2 separate regions of the Homo sapiens genome follow, and region 2 is linked to region 1. The links are chromatin contacts, found by POLR2A ChIA-PET in ENCODE. All regions are on one chromosome and are shown on one strand. The core of a region is the stretch at or near the end of the contact, and the rest is flanking DNA. Distances in the headings are between cores, read along the strand shown.

Region 1 (5,355 bases), core at 944-3,443:
AACTGTGATGAGACGCGAATGAATAAGAGATATGGAATCCCCTTTCAGAAAGTAAAAACACTTACAAAATCAGGGGATTTTTTTCTTCCCCACATTGACAAATATTTGGGTTCTTTGGGAGTTTTTAACATATGGGTTAATTCAGAGTTACAGATATAGATTTTCATAAATTGGGTTTCTGAATTTCCAAAGTTAAAACTATAACCTCAGACAATGTATCACTTCAAGGTTTCATTTTATCCCAAGTCATATCATCATGAACACCAATTATTGTCCCTTTGGAGACAGCTGAGATAGGAGAAATTTAAGAATCAGAGCATATGAAACAAAGCTTTTAGAAGATAACATCTGCTGGGCAAGATCAGGGATGATATAAGGGAAGAATAAAAATTATGAGTCTTTCTCTAACAGTCCAAGCATGAAAAAATAAAGATAAAAATAAGTAAAAATTTTAAAAAATGATCAAGTCCAAAACGAATATTCCATAGGTTTTTGGGTTTTTTTTGAGACAGTCTCACTCTGTCGCTCAGGCTGGAGTGCAATGGCAGGATCTCCGGCTCACGGCAACCTCCACCTCCCGGGTTCAAGCAATTCTCCCAGCCTCAGCCTCCCAAGTAGCAGGGATTATAGGCACCTGCCAGCACGCCTGGCTAATTTTTGTATTTTTAGTAGAGACAGGGTTTCCCTATGTTGGCCAGGCCGGTCTCGAACGCCTGACCTCAAATGATCCACCCACCTTGGGCCTCCCAAAGTGCTGGGATTACCGGCATGAGCCACTGTGCCAGGCCCCTCATTAAGTCTTGAGTAGGAATAAACCTATCCCAGCTCTGAGGCATAGACCTTAATTGGCATATATAAATCAGTTTAAAGTTACCTACTCCTCTGCCGCAGTAATTGGGTGATGTATGGATAATAATCTAGACCCAAACCAGTTAACTCGTAGTATTTGCTTAGAGTAGTTCAGGGATGAGCCAATCACTGTCAAAGTACAAACTGGCCTGGTGCGGTGGCTCAAGCCTGTAATCCCAGCACTTTGCGGGGCCGAGGGGGCGGATCACCTGAGGTCGGGAATTCGAAACCAGCCTGACCAACATGGAGAAACCTGACTCTACTAAAAATACAAAATTAGCCGGGTGCGGTGGTGCATGCCTGTAATCCCGCTACTCAGGAGGCTAAAGCAGGAAAATTGCTTGAACCGGGGAAGCGGAGGTTGCGGTGAGCCGAGATCGCGCCGTTGTACTCCAGCCTGGGCAACAACAGTGAAACTCCGCCTTGAAAAAAAAAGAAAGAAAGAAAGTACAAACTGTTGGATGATTATGGAGAGCAGTGCTTTCTCCCCTTTCAGAGTAAGCCCTGGTTGCTGTAGGCGACAATCTTGCAGAGGAAGGAAGCCTGCTGAAGACAGGTGAACCACAGGTGGTGGGGGCTGGATCACAGGTGTGAGCCACCACACCTGGCCTATTCCATAGTTCTAACCTTCATTCAGTTGGCTAGTCATTCATTTATCAAATATTAAATAGCACATGCTGGCCAGGCGCAGTGGCTCTCACGCCTGTAATCCCAGCACTTTGGGATGCTGAGGTGGGTGGATCACTTGAGGTCAGGAGTCTGAAACTGGCCTAACCAACATGGTGAAACCCAATCTCTACTAAAAATACAAAATTAGCTGGGCGTGGTGGCACATTCCTGTAATCCCAGTTACTCAGGAGACTGAAGCTGGAGAATCACTTGAACCCAGGAGGCAGAGTTTGCAGTGAGCCGAGATCTCGCCATTGCACTCCACCCTGGGCGACAAGAGCAAAACTCCGTCTCAAAAAACAAAAACAAAAACAAGACTAGGGCATGTTAGGCTGGGTGCGGTGGCTCATGCCTGTAATCTCAGCACTTTCAGAGGCCGAGGTGGGTGATCATCTGAGGTCAGGAGTTCGAGACCAGCCTGACCAACATGGAGATACCCTGTCTCTATTAAAAATACAGGCCGGGCGCGGTGGCTCACGCCTGTAATTCCAGCACTTTGGGAGGCCAAGGTGGGCGGATCATGAGGTCAGGAGATCGAGTACATCCTGGCTAACATGGTGAAACCCCGTCTCTACTAAAAATACAAAAAATTAGCCGGGCGAGGTGGCAGGCACCTGTAGTCCCAGCTGCTCCAGAGGCTGAGGCAGGAGAATGGCGTAACCCAGGAGGTGGAGCTTGCGGTGAGCTGAGATGGCGCAACTGCACTCCAGCCTGGGTGACAGAGCAAGACTCCTTCTCAAAACAAAAACAAAAACAAAAAATTAGCTGGGCATGGTAGCTCATGCCTGTAGTTTTGGCTACTCGAGAAGCTGAGACAGGAGAATTGCTTGAACCTGGGAGGCGGAAGTTGCAGTGAGCTGAGATTGCGCCACTGTACTCCAGCCTGGGAAGTTGAGACTCTGTCTCAAAAAAAAAAATTAAATTAAAAAAAAAAAAAAAAAAAACTAGGGCATGTTTCAGCTATCTATAGCTGTGTAACAAACCATGTCAAAATGATGCCAAAATCTAGTGGTTTAAACACTTGACAGAGATGGGTCTTCCTTCCTCCAGATGGTGCTCGCTGGAGTGGCTTGACAGGCCTTGGAGAATCTGAAGTCACTGGCAGAATGTTCACTATGACTTCATTCACTTCTCTGATGCCTTAGGTGGCTGCAATGTGTGAAGGCTGGCTGGTCCCCTGCATCTTCACCTGATCTCTTACCATCCAGTAATCTGGCTCAGAGCCTCTTTTTTTTTTTTTTTTTGAGACAGGGTCTTGCTCTGTTGCCCAGGCTAGAGTGCAATGGCATGATCTTGGCTCACTGTAGCCTCAAACTCCTAGGCTCAAGCAATCCTTCTGCTTTAGCCTTCCAAGTAGCATACAGGTATGCACCACTACACCTGGCTATCAGACGACTTTACATGGCAGCTGATGGACAAGAGAAGGAAAAGGAAGTTGGGCTTCTTTTTTTTTTTTTTTTTTTTTTTGAGATAGAGTCTCGCTCTGTTGCCCAGGCTGGAGTGCAGTGGTGCCATCTCGGCTCACTGCAACCTCTGCCTTCCAGGTTCAAGCGATTCTCCTGCCTCAGCCTCCTGAGTAGCTGGGATTACAGGTGCCCACCACCACGCACAGCTAATTTTTTTGTATTTTTAGTAGAGACGGGGGGTTTTACCATGTTGGCCAGGCTGGTTTTGAACTCCTGACCTCAAGTGATCCACCCACCTGGGCCTCCCAAAGTGCTGGGATTACAAGCATGAGCCACCATGCCTGGCGAAGCTGGGCTCTTAACACCTGGGTTTAGAAGTCCCAGAATATTACCCTCACCACACTCTGTTGGTAAAAGCAATTTACAGACCCAGACTCAAGAGGAGGGGATCCTGCACCAGAGCTCCCCACTCTAAAAAAAAAAGGCGGGGGAGAGGAAATGGATTCCATCCGTTCCTGTTCACAGAAAGAATAATTTGTTGGTGGCTGTCCTCACAGATGATCCACCGAAGTGCTTAGCTAGGATTGCATGGTGGGAAGACCAATCTTTTCCCTGGGGAGGATGGATTGTAGCCAGGCAAGAGGCAGAAAGACCAGTTTGGAGGGTGTTGCAGTGGGACAAGTAATAGTTGAAAGTCTAGGCTAATGAAGGTCTAGGTTAAAGAAACAGAAGTGGATGGGTTTGAAAGGTGCTTTATAAAAAGAAAAATCGCCGGGCGTGGTGGCTCACGCCTGTAATCCCAGCACTTTGGGAGGCCGAGGCAGGCGGATCACAAGGTCAGAAGGTTGAGACCATCCTGGCTAACACGGTGAAACCCCATCTCTAATAAAAATACAAAAAATTAGCCGGGCGTGGTGGTAGGTGCCTGTAGTCCCAGCTACTCAGGAGGCTGAGGCAGGAGAATGGCGTGCACCCGGGAGGTGGAGCTCGCAGTGAGCCAAGATCCCACCACTGCACTCCAGCCTGGGCGACAAAGCGAGACTCTGTCTCAAAAAAAAATAAAAAAATAAAAAATAAATAAATAAAATAAAATAAATAAGAAGAATCAGGTGACTGATTGGCTGTTGGTGCTAGGGAGAATATGGGGAGGGAAGAGCCAAGAGGGACACCAGTGTTCCTACTTTCATTATTATTATTATTTTATATAAAGATGGGGCTTTGCTACATTGCCCAGGCTGGTCTTGAATTCCTGGACTTAAGCGATCCTCCTGTCTTGGCCTCCCAAAGTGCTAGGATTACAAATGTGAGCCACCAAATTCAACCCAGGGTTCCTACTTGATTTCAGAGCAGCTGCCCTTTGTTCTGTCAAATCCCTACATAACAAAGTCATTTTTATTCCTAGATGAATGTTATTTTTCAGCAATGCTTCAACTCTGCTAAGCAAGTTCTTTAGGTGAGGTTAGCTTGACCCCAAGAAATCCAAGTTAAATTTATTGTGCTTAAAAAGGGTCAGTCAGGGAGACTCTACATCAGTCAGGGAGACTGCAGAGTCAAGGAGGCCACGTGGCTGGTGGCTTTAAAAAGTTTGCTGAGAGCTGAAGAGGTCAGCTGGCCCCATTCCAACCTGCTCTACTCATGGAGAGGAGTCCCATGGAGAGGAGTCAGGCCAGGCTGTTCTGCCCTGTCTTGACCCTGCACTGCAGGGCTGTCTCCACTCCGGAGATCAGGAAAGTCAGACAGACCTATGTTCTCTCTGACAGGTAGCCACAGCCACCAGCTGGAGTAGGACTTAAAGTGACTGAAAGACTAAGAGGCTGCAGAAACCTTAGTGCCTGTCCCCAGAGAGCAGCATCTGTTTAGAAAGTTTTTTCTTTCAGAAGCTGAGCCGGGATGGTTCGGGATGAGAGAGCCGTGATTCTAGTCAGACGGGTCAATCAGGAAGCCCTGATTCTTGGAGTAAGAACTCTGTGGAAAAACAAAAGTGCAGCCAAGCAAGTGAGGTTCCTGTCTCCCCTCACCTGCAGCCAGTGATTGCAAGAATGGAAGGCTGGGTGGGACAGCCCCGGGGAGCATCTCTTCACCACTGATGCTTGTCCCTTTAAAATCTGGAGCAAGGCCGGGCGCGGCGGCTCACGCCTGTAATCCCAGCACTTTGGGAGGCCGAAGCGGGTGGATCACGAGGTCAGGAGATCGAGACCATCCTGGCTAACACGGTGAAACCCCGTCTCCACTAAAAATACAAAAAATTCTCCGGGCGTGGTGGCGGTCGCCTGTAGTCCCAGCTACTCCGGAGGCTGAGGCAGGAGAATGGCGTGAGCCCGGGAGGCGGAGCTTGCAGTGAGCAGAGATCGCGCCACTGCACTCCAGCCTGGGCGACAGAGCGAGACTCCATCTCAAAAAAAAAAAAAAAAAAAAAAAGTTAAAAAAAAAA
Region 2 (5,355 bases), core at 1,920-4,419, 55 kb after region 1:
TCCAGCCTGGGCGGCAGAGCGAGACTGTCGCCTGTAGTCCCACCTACTCAGGAGAGGTTGAGGCATGAGAATCGCTTGAACCCAGGAAGTGGAGGTTGCAGCGAGCCAGGATCGTGCCATTGCACTCCAGCCTGGGCAACAGAGTTAGACTCTGTCTCAAAAAAACGAAAAAACAGCAGAAAAACAAAAAAACAAAAACAGTGATGCAATTGTAAGGCTTGAGCATTGCTTGAAAATGCATCTTTTGGCCCCGTGGCCCTCTATGTTGTCCTTTCTGAAGACCATTCTTCAGTTTTCATTCTGGAAGGAAGACAGCTAGCTATAATGCGTTGCCTGCATAGTGTTATCATGTACTTCCCAAAGCTTCCATGTCTTGCTTTAGTAGACAAAGAGCAGTGTCAGGAATTTCTGCGTAGAGCTCTTACTGTTTTGCTGGTTTCTATCCTGAACTCACCTTGAAAGCTTATATAGTTTTTAAAAAAGAGAAGTTGTTACTGGATAATAGCTACCATTGATTGAATGTATACCTACCCTAAATGCTTTACACAGACAGCATTTTACGTATTCACTTCTTACCACAACTCTGTGACTTAGCCATTTCCCCCAAATTGCAGCTGTGGAAACAAAGCAGGTAAAGGGGCCAGGGTTGGACCCCCCTACCACTACTTGACCCCAAATCAGGATGTTTCACTTTGGAGCCTGTGTTTGATTTCACTATCCTGGAAGGTGGTATTACCTCAGGTTTATGCAGCCATAGTCCTGGGTTTGAAGCCTGCCTCTGTCACAATCTCTGTGCCTCAGTTTTCTTATCTGTAAAATGGATGTGATAATTATAGTACCTGGGCCACTCAATTTTGCGTGGCACTGGCTATACATTTTATTTGTTGTTATGATTTTGTTTATTATTCTTGCCATAGTCACTAAGTTTATTTTCTTCTCCCTGCTCCCATTGGCTCTTTAAAAATCATTCTCTAAAATGTTAAATTAGCAATCTTAATGATTTTTCTTCCTGGAGTTAGGTTAAGAGGTTATATTTGTGTTTTCTTATCAACCTACAAAATAAAGCCTAGTAAGTTGCCATCTATAGAGAAAGCAGTTAGGGGATTCAGCATATGGCATTTACTAGATTTTGTTGGGTCCTCATTTTTTACGTGCTAAGTTTCCTCATGTGGGTGGGGAGGATGCCTTATGCCTGGAAACATCGCAGTTGCATGTAGTGGTCTCCCCTACCCTTATTTTAAAATACCTGAGTTTTATTTGTGAGCTATTGAATACACTTAGCGGGGCTCTCTGTAAACATACCCTGAATTTAATAGCCAAATGATGTACACATGGGATGTGCACATATAATCTCTTTTCCAATTGTCCCTGCTATATTTTCTTCCTTGACAAACTATAAAACCAAGGGAATGATTTTCAACTAATGGTTGTGTTCTTTAAAAAACTGTTTTTCAGCCAGATGTGGTGGCTCACGCCTGTAATCCCAGGACTTTGGGAGGCCAAGGTGGGTGGATCACCTGAGGTCAGGAGTTCAAGACCAGCCTGACCAACATGGAGAAACCCCATCTCTACTAAAAATACAAAATTAGCTGGGCATGGTGGCGCATGCCTGTAATCCCAGCTACTTGGAAGGCTGAGGCAGAAGAATCGCTTGAACCTGGGACTTGTGGGTTGCGGAGAGCCAAGATTGTGCCATTGCACTCCAGCCTGTGCAACAAGAGCGAAACTCTGTCTCAAAAAACAAACAAACAAGCAAACAAAACAGCTGTTTCTCAGGGTAGTTTTCTTGAAGCACGATTTTTCGAAATGTTGTAAATTAGTAGGACCCTGGCTTTGAGTCAGGATCCTAGATGGAATGAAATGACACCTAAAGATTGGTGTCATTCTTGGGGATACTCACTGAAGAACATACTGCTCCATTTTCTTTTCCCTTCTGCATTTCTCTGAAAAATTTTGTCTATATCTTTTTTTTTTTTTTTTAAGATGGAGTCTCGCCCTGTCACCCAGGCTGGAGTGCAGTGGCACGATCTCAGCTCACTGTGGCCTCTGCCTCCCGGGTTCAAGTGATTCTCCTGCCTCAGCCTCCGGAGTAGATGGGACTATAGGCGCCCGCCACCACGCCTGCCTAATTTTCTGTATTTTTAGTACAGACGGGGTTTCACCGTTTTGGCCAGGCTGGTCTTGAACTCCTCACCTCAGGTGATCCTCCTGCCTTGGCCTCCCAAAGTGCTGGGATTACAGGTGTGAGCCACTGTGCCTGGCCTGCTTCTCTATCTTTGAAAAAGGAGTTTTTGGGGGGCATTAAGGAAATTTGTCCCTTTTCATTTTAGATAGTTTTGGGGGATGTCTTTAATGTTTTTTTGTGGTTCTTTAGAGGTAGGCATATGAAGACACTGGTGCATTTTTATCTGCTAGAGAAATGGGATTGTTTTTAATTTTTACAGAGAAAAACTAAACATTTATATGCATTATTTAGTATTTTGTTCTGAAGAAACATGCTCTATTTGTAAAAGAGGAAATGTGTGGGAAAAGGGCAATTTGGCATGCTGTTGCATTTGCAGATCCAAATTTATTTTCCTTCATTCAGATAATTTAACACAGGCAAATAAGTGATGTTTCCAGAGTGGCTTCTTATATAGCAGCCCAGGAGGTGAGTGGGAGATTTCAGACCTCGACTTTTTGTGTGTGAAGGGGTGACTTAGCCAGGGCAATATTGTGTTGGCCTCTTTTTGATTCTGGGTTTTTTTGTTGGTGGTGATCCTGGGCACCTTCAGTCTTTGGTTCAGCCTGGGAAGGAGACTTTAGAGGTATCCACTCCCCCTTTCCCAGTTTTCTCCTGATTCTTCCTTCTAGTCCTTGTGCATATTAGTGGGATTCTTAAAAAGCCACTGACAATCTGATGGTCTAAAGCTCCACCTGCAGTTAGAAAGAAGCTGGTCAGCCTTCTGGAATGTTCTTTCTCCACTGGAGGCTAGTGAGCACCTCCAGACTAAAGGAGGTTTTGGTTGCGCTTTTAGCTTTGAGGAGGTCACTGAACTTCAAGAGCCCTTCTGGTTTCCCATTTTGTGTGATAGGATTAAAAACCTCTGTTTTGTTGGGTTACCTCCATCTCTGTGACTTGGGGTGACAACCTCGGACCAGTGGAGAAGGTGTGTGGGCAGCAGGAAGAGCTGTTTGATCTCTCCTTGCAAAATGTTTCTGGGCTCAGGTTCAAGAGTGGAGAAACCCTCTTGAACATGGAACAGTTGGCTCTTGGGGTCAGTAGCAAAGACAGGAATGAGCTGGAAAACTTTGTCCTGACCTAAAAGGAGGTTACATAGACAGGGTTTTGGATCTTTGGTGTTTCCTTTTTTACAAAGGCCATGTGCACAGCTGTACTTCCAGAATTGGAAAATTTCCTACATACACAGCTTCTTCATTAGATACTGATACCGGTTAATTCACAGTCACCTGTAATTGGAAACAGCTGCTGTTTCCCAGCTGACTAGGTGTTCAAGTCAGATGCTTTGAATTAGCTGGACTTGGATTATTCACATTTTAATTAAAGTCCATTTACCGCCCCCCCCGCCCCCCCCCCCGTCTTTTGCCTCTTCAATGACCAGGTTTTTACAGTAATACATTTGAAATTACATGAGTATCCCAGTAGAAAGGCATAATGTAAGTTCAAGGACTTGCAGTTGATTATGGCGTTACATTATTAAATAGTGAATTTAACAGCATTGCAATTCCCTTTTCTCACCCACTGAACCTTGCCTCTCTAGTGGGGAAAATTTCATTCCATTTAGGAAAGTTGAGACTTTTGTCCCCTTTCCTTCTCTTGGGACAGAGTTGTATTAACCTAATTGCTTGTGTCACTGCTACAGGGAAGGTACTGCGTGAAGTGGGACAAGCAATTTTCTGGTACTTTTTGTCTAATGGGGTTTGCAAATTAAGCCATGACTAGTGGGGATATTTTCTCAGAAGGGGGAAAAAAGTTAACAATTGCTATGGTGTGGCTGTTGTCCAGTGCTTCTGTATTGATGTAGAATGTTCACTGAGCAGCTTGTAGGAGAAAAAGACTGCCTTAATTTTTGGGCAAAAAGTTAGAAGGGAAATTGCTTTGCATTTTTCTCTCCATAATGTTAATGAGGAAAAGAGGCAATGCTGGAGGAAAGGAGATAAATGGATGTTTCCTCCCTTCCCTATTTAAGCTGCCTAAGTTGACTAAAGTTCGACTTGATAAATGTCCTAGTTAATTTAATTTTGTGTTAGTGCCTCTCCTCCCCTCGAGTGTCCAGTCCATTTTCAGCTGACTTGCAGAAAAACCAGGTTAATGCAAATCCATCAGATTCTGCATGCCTGTTAAAATGCTTAAGCATTCTACATGGCGTGGGAGACATGATGCTTGCCTAAAAGGGTCCCTGGAGAGATAAAGTATATTCCTGCCAGTGCATTTAGGGAGTTATACATATATAACTGTCTCATATGATTTGGCATTGTCACATACTGAGCACTGGGAGAGCCAAAGGAGGTCTGGGGTTGGTAGGCTGTTTGGAGGTAAAAGTTTACTACTGGAATAGTCCTTCCAGCTCAGCCGCTTCCATTTCCACATTGCCTCAGAAGTTGCCTAAAGGATGTGCATCTTGTTGGCAGCCCCATGACTTTCTAGAAGCCCTGTTGTGTCTGTTTAGTGCTTTCTACATTAGGTCGGAGATCTTTTTTCATTAGGTCAGAGATACTGGACTCCTTTTTGTTATGGAAATAACAGTCTCTTGGGGTTCTCTGGAATGAGCCAGGGGGTCCTGTTGGCCTGGTCCTTGGAGGAGAGGTCCAGGCTGTTGCTTTCAGTATCCATGCCACCTAGAATTTCCAGTGACTGTTGAGTCATTACATTGCTATGGTAGTTTCTTAGGAATAGGCCGGTACAATTTGATTGTGTTTTTGGACCTTCCCCCAAGTTACAAGGCCACCAGCACTCAGACTGTGGGTATACCATATGGACCAGGGAACACATTGGACAAGGCGAAAGCTTGTTACCATGAAGTTCGTTAGAAGATGAGACTCCATTCAAATTTTCAGTTCTTCATGAATGAGTTCTTAGTAAAAGTGCTTTGTTGATTTTTTTCCATGGTAGTAACTACCATGTTTTGAGTGCCTTGTTAAGTAACATAAGTACATAATATTCTCACACACTTTTGCAAAGCAGAATCTATTATTTTATTTTTACAGATGAGCAGATAGGGCTTTGGAGAGAGAAGTGGCCTGAAGTAGCACGCAGTGTGGGTGGCTGGAGTATATGCAGGGGCTGGAGTTACAGCCCAGTTTTCTTAATTGCTTTGATTTTATTTACCTATTTTTTATAGAAACAGGGTCTTG

Evidence for each region. ChIA-PET counts read pairs that join two places held with the same protein, here RNA polymerase II (POLR2A).
Region 2: POLR2A ChIA-PET joins it to region 1 with 10 read pairs in activated naive CD4-positive, alpha-beta T cell. The contact joins two enhancer-like sites. POLR2A ChIA-PET finds 5 or more read pairs at or near these places in 7 of 52 experiments (GM12878, H1, OCI-LY7 and 3 more).

Annotation. Positions count from the first base shown.
Region 1 is chr6:15,217,463-15,222,817 of GRCh38, forward strand. No RefSeq gene overlaps it. Among named protein-coding and RNA genes, the nearest start is that of JARID2-DT, 25 kb to the right of the region's middle. Within about 2 kb of position 2,194, at least 3 of the 41 ENCODE cell types and tissues checked have a DNase peak (open chromatin) inside an H3K27ac peak, as active enhancers do.
Region 2 is chr6:15,271,967-15,277,321 of GRCh38, forward strand. All of the region lies in intron 1 of JARID2 (jumonji and AT-rich interaction domain containing 2), which reads left to right. Among named protein-coding and RNA genes, the nearest start is that of JARID2-AS1, 26 kb to the left of the region's middle. Within about 2 kb of position 3,170, at least 2 of the 41 ENCODE cell types and tissues checked have a DNase peak (open chromatin) inside an H3K27ac peak, as active enhancers do.